2 separate regions of the Homo sapiens genome follow, and region 2 is linked to region 1. The links are chromatin loops, found by intact Hi-C in ENCODE. Cell type or tissue: pancreas. All regions are shown on one strand. Links, peaks and the distances in the headings refer to the core of each region. The heading gives the core; the rest is flanking DNA.

Region 1 (2,928 bases), core at 200-2,699:
TAAAGAAATACCAATTTCTTTCCCTACCACTGCCTTTCTAAGAGAAGCAGCTAAACAGTGATGTGCTAGTATATGTTCAAGAAACCAGCTCTTGGGTGGGAGTGGGGATAAGGAGCATTGATTCCTAGTGTTTGCTGATTTCCACGGTGTAAATACTTCCACTATAGCCAATTTCAAGCTACTAAGATGATAACACTGAATGTGGAGTGAGGAAAAGATGTACAGTAGCACAGCATTATACAGTATTTCCATCATGCAAGTACAATAAATACATCCAACCTCGAGAATAAAAGCAAAAATTAATAAAATTAAAAAGTAATGAATTTTGAGTATGTGTTACCTTTGTTTTAATATAGCTATTTATAAAGTTATGTAAGTTAATTTTTAATAATGACTGAGTTTGACAACCAGCTTCCAGAGTTTCTGAAAATTTAACAATTGGCCTCTCATAAGCTGATGAGAACTGATGTTCACACAACACTGAAGCTCCAAGGCAACTATTTTTTTTTTAACTAATTGATTGCAAGTAATTTGCCAACCAGTTGTTTTTCTAAAATACAGATCTGATCCTAAAGCCCACGAAGGCGTTCCACAGTCAGACCCAGATGAGTCTTTTTCAGCCTCATTTTAAATCATACCATTTCTCTCACATCTTCTATATGTCACCTACACTAGATGTAGGTAACTTGTAGCTTCTCAAACACACCTGTACTTCCCCCCACCTTCTCATTATCTGCCTTCTCAGTATCTTCCTTCAGCCTCGAATGACCTCACCTTATCTGCCTGACTTTTGCAATACTATTTATTTATCCTTCTAGAACTAACTCAAATGCTGCTTTCTCTTACTTCCTACTGTTGGAAACATTCCCATTTGCCTTGGTGCTCTCATAGCCCTTTGTTTATACTTCATTTTGAGCTCAAATTTATCAATTTATAATGAATGAATGTTTCACTCTCTAGATTATAAACTTCTAAGGGGTGCCTTTAAATCATACTGTACTTATTAACACATTAATATAACCTAAAAGTGGTTAATGAACACTTGCTTATTTTAACAGAAAAAAATTATGAACGATGCATGATATATCCTTCACTTTCTATATCTTTGAGAAACTGACCAAAATTTAAACTTTTTTGAATTAGATTTGTACGCCTTTTTTTCCTGGTGATGCAGAACCATATTAGTAGTTATATACCTATAGCACACCTAGAGACATTTCACAATGGACTCTAGAGCTTACCAAAGAAGAATTTCATTAGATAGTATATGAAGCAGAAATGATTAAATTGTATAACTATATTTGTGAATCATTATTCTCATTTAGTGTGCCTTATAATAAGTATTTTCAGCATAAAGCCAAAGGTTACTTTATAGTGTTCCCAGCAAATTAGGCCTTTGTATCAATAAACACCCTCTAAGAAAAGCTAAAATATCATACTTTGCTTTGTGACTTGAGAGAAATTTGCTTTCATACATATCCTTAAGGGTAAAATCCTTATCACTCTGTTGTTTTCGGGCATTTTATCTAGACTTAGGATTATCTGGTTGCCATCATGATAAGTATGGACAACATCTAAGTGTATGAAGGAAATGTTCTAAAGTAAAAACAATCCAAGAATTTCTTGAAGCAAATGCACATTCCTTGTTAGTAGTGTTTCAGGAATCTTTTTCATATTTTGCACTAGGCTGCCACCTGATGGCAAAAGTTAAAATTGCATCTTTTGTAACATTCGACGCCTTCATTGCAATTATACAGATTTTTATGTATTCAGCATAGAGCCTCCAAAACTTTTATACATTTGTGTAAGTGTTATGTATTCAATAAATGTTTGATGATTGCTTTGGACCTCAGGGAAATCATATTTATTATTTAACCTTTGTTAGACAGTGATCTTCCTACGATCTGTTTAAAGCTTTGCTTTCTTATGGAGCTATTTTAAGAATCTGTTTTAATTAGTGTTATTAATGAAAAATTTTACTTAAATGTAGTAATTTTCTCTTTTCTCTTTCCCTCTTCTTTCTTCAGAACGAGGTCACTCGGACACTATGGTGTTCTTTTACCTGTGGATTGTCTTTTATATCATCAGTTCCTGCTATACCCTCATCTGGGATCTCAAGATGGACTGGGGTCTCTTCGATAAGAATGCTGGAGAGAACACTTTCCTCCGGGAAGAGATTGTATACCCCCAAAAAGTATGTATAAAGAGTGTGTTTGTTTAAAAGAACAAACTTAGGTATACCACTAGCTAATCCTGTTGCAGTACAGACCCAACCTCTAATTATATTACTCTAATATAATTAGAAAAATAATTAACAAAAATACTAATTCATTCGGTCAGCAAAAATATATTAGATGTTTACTATATGCTAGGTACTATAGGAAATCAAAACAAAGTAAAATTCTCATTCTCAAGGAAAGCCATAAACTATGTTCAGATAAGTAAACAAATTGCAATACAATGCGATAAAGACTGGAATGGAAGAATAAATAACTTACTGTAGTTTATGATTTGTTTTTGAACATGGAATGCCCTCAGTCTGAAACACTCTCTCTCGTCTGCTTTGTAAACACCTGTTCCTCCTCTTTAAAAGTCAGTTTAAGTGTTACTTTCTCCAAGAAGCCTTTCTTTATTTTTCCTAGCATAGTCAGCTATTCATCTTAATCTTTTTTTACCCTATATAAACTACCATTATAGCAGTTATCACACTGTATTATAATAATGTGCTTAGGTGTCCATATTCTTCACTTCCAAGCATAATTACTGGTCTATAGTAGACTTAATGTTTCTGGGATGAATGAATAAATACTTGACTAAATGAAAAGTGTCATGAAAAGACAAAGGAGAAGGAGTGGCTGACTCTGCTTGATTGCATCAAGAAGACTTCTCCTTTCATTTATTTCATCTAATATTTGTTAAAATCAAGTG
Region 2 (2,928 bases), core at 300-2,799, 230 kb before region 1:
GTTAACCCAGTGAAACTCTCTTATTTAACTTAAAAAGGGATGACGATGAATTAATTTTTTATTGCAGGATTTTGGAAAGGAGAGGTTCTGCATGAACTACACTTCCATTATATTCAGGTATAAGGAGACATTACCATAACATTATTAACGATTTTCATTTATAGAACTCTCCCATGGGAACACTTGTGTTACAGGCTTCAGTTTCCCAAAGGTATTATGTTGATTAGGTAGGTTTAACTTGAGTTGCTGCAACTTGTTTGAAATATCCAGTTTGGCCACCCGATGGGGCACAAACCACACTTTTTCTTTCAGACACTTTTGTAAATCAAAGTATAGTATAGTGTGTTTAAGATAACACTTGTAAATGATTGCGTCAATGAGATGGTTGGCATTTACAAATGTTTCTTAAGTGAGTGAATGAATGTTGTAAAGACAGGAAGCTATAACTATTCTTTATCATCTTTAAGTGTGTCAGCGTGAGTATGCTGGAAAGATTATACTTGTCCGTTTATCCTGAAGGTTGGTTTTGGATCAGCTTTTGGGTGAAGGCCCAGATCATAAGAACCTAAGAATCTTATTTGACCTGGGGTGACCATGGAAACTTAGTCCTAGCTTCAAATTCAGTCCTAATCTGGGAAGCATTTAAGAGAATGATTGAGTTGTGCTGGGTAAGGATTTCAGGTATATTTGAGTTGTAGGCCCCAAAGGAGTGTGCCCAAAACTCCCATGGAGTAAAGAGAAGACAGTATTAGAAAAGTAAGGGGGCTGGACACGGTGGCTCACGCCTGTAATCCCAGCACTTTGGGAGGCCGAGGCAGGCGGATCACTTGAGGTCAAGAGATTGAGACCATTCTGGCCAACATGGTGAAACCCCATCTCTACTAAAAATACAAAAATTAGCTGAGTGTGGTGGTGCATGCCTGTAGTCCCACCTACGCGGGAGACTGAGGCAGGAGAATCGATTGAACCGGGGAGGCGGAGGTTGCAGTGAGCTGAGATTGTGCCACTGCACTCCAGCCTGGCAACAGAGTAAGACTTCATCTCAAAAAAAAAAAAAAAAAAAAAGGAAAAGTAAGGGAAGACAGAACTGTTAATTTTACTTATTTTTATGCATAAGAAAAGGAAGAAATACAATTTTACTAGTATTTAATAAATGGATTGATGCAGTACCCCTGCTAAGGAGGTCATGCACAGGTATACTGAAGAAAACAGAAGGATTGCCAGTGGCTTTTTCACTTGTTTGTTCGCTTTGGCAGATAATCATTAATCCAGTTATGGGTGCATAATTAAATGAATCTATAAATTATTATCTAGTTTTAGCCAAATCAACCGCTAGGAAATAGACATGTCTTAAAAAGACTCCTGTAAAGATTCCATAACAGTAATACCAATAATGCAAGCACAAGTGAACAACAAGAAAATGACAACAGAGCTGAGGTTTCTCCTTCTAGTACTAGCTTTTTGGCAGCCAAATTACAGATAAAAACAATAACACTTTAGTAGACTTGACAAGAAGTTCGCCAAAAATTTAAAAATTATTAAGCTAATTCTTTTTTCTTTTTCCTGAGACGGAGTCTTGCTCTGTCACCCAGGCTGGAGTGCAGTGGCCTGATCTCAGCTCACTACAACCTCCGTCTCCCAGGTTCAAGCCATTCTTGTGCCTCAGCTTCCCAAGTAGCTGGCATTACAGGCGCGCGCAACTACATCCAGCTAATTTTTGTATTTTTAGTAGAGACAGGGCTTCACCATGTTGGCCAGGCTGGTCTCGAACTACTGTTCTCACGTGATCCGCCTGCCTCAGCCTCCCAAAGTGCTGGGATTACAGGCATGAGCCACCACTCCTGGCCTAAGCTAACTCTTTGAAGTAAGGTTTTACATCTACTGTCAGTCACAATGAACTTGACTGTAAGTGTATATATTATGAGTATTCTGCCTTTGTAAGGTCTGTTTTTTCAGTTTATAGCCATTAATTAAGTTTCAAAATCAAATGAATCCTGAACTTTGAACTGGACCTTTGAAACACTGTATCATAAAATGTTAAATGAAGGTTTTATTTATTTAAAAAACTTTTTTGTTTTTTTAATGAAGATTAAAAAAATGAAACTTTTCAGTTATGTTCTCTCAAAGCATTGTTATTGATAATTTCTTAGATCAAAAATATTTTTGTACTGTTCATAAATGAAAGGTAGAAATTATTTCATCCTTGTGTCATCTTTTTAAAACTTCTATTTTAAACAATTTTGTTTTACATTGTACACAGATACAGATGGGTATAATTAATAAATAAATATGCATATATTGGAGATACATAATAAAACTTTTTTTAAATAGGGATTTGACATAATAAAAGTTTGGAAGACTTTGCCCAACTTGTACAGATTAACCACAGCTGGTTTGTGGGTTGCCTGGTATTGAGGTGGCCTTTGGGAATGAGAGAGTGTCAGACTTCACCAGGGTTCTTGCCCAGTGTATTTGCCTTTTCAGGTCTTTCCTTATCTAGTAAATGCTAAAAGAAGCCAGCAGAGAAAGCTCATGAACAAATACCTTACAAATCATTCGTTCATTCCACAAATTTATAGAAGTCTTCCTTTGCTATAGGCTGATTTGTCATTAAATGCTAGCTTTCAGTACCTTAAAAATAACAGAAAAAAACCAAAACACACACACCCCAAATTTGTGTGTATGTGTGTATTTGGTTTTGTATTTCAGTCAACATAGTATTTTTAAAATTAAAAAGTGGTGTAGAAAGGGAAGACTGAAGATTGAGGACTTGGAACATGGATATAAATTTGTATTACTTTTGTATAAATTTGTATTACTTTTGTAATACAAATAAATCTTGTACTACTTTATACTTCTGTATAAATTTGGATTACTTTTGTAACTTAAGTTATATTCCTTTAAAGTCTTAGTTGTTTACTCAGACTG

Evidence for each region. A loop is a pair of places that touch in the nucleus more often than their neighbours do. Peaks named below come from ENCODE experiments on the same cell type or tissue, not always from the same donor. Only the 100,000 strongest peaks of a DNase experiment are listed, where the experiment ranks them.
Region 2: a loop joins it to region 1, with 7 times the contacts of the local background. A loop is called at or near these places in 80 of 110 quality-filtered maps.

What each region holds. Positions count from the first base shown.
Region 1 is chr1:180,861,681-180,864,608 of GRCh38, forward strand. XPR1 (xenotropic and polytropic retrovirus receptor 1) reads left to right here. Exons shown (of 15, transcript NM_004736.4): 12 at 2,028-2,194. The region is part of intron 1 of LOC124904464 (a long non-coding RNA gene); the gene reads right to left. Among named protein-coding and RNA genes, the nearest start is that of LINC02816, 43 kb to the right of the region's middle. In pancreas, for the core only: a CTCF peak has its summit at 1,682 (motif pointing left); no DNase peak of the experiment used is centred there; H3K27ac peaks cover 776 bases.
Region 2 is chr1:180,636,007-180,638,934 of GRCh38, forward strand. The region is part of intron 1 of XPR1 (xenotropic and polytropic retrovirus receptor 1); the gene reads left to right. Among named protein-coding and RNA genes, the nearest start is that of XPR1, 5.4 kb to the left of the region's middle. In pancreas, for the core only: no CTCF peak of the experiment used is centred there; no DNase peak of the experiment used is centred there.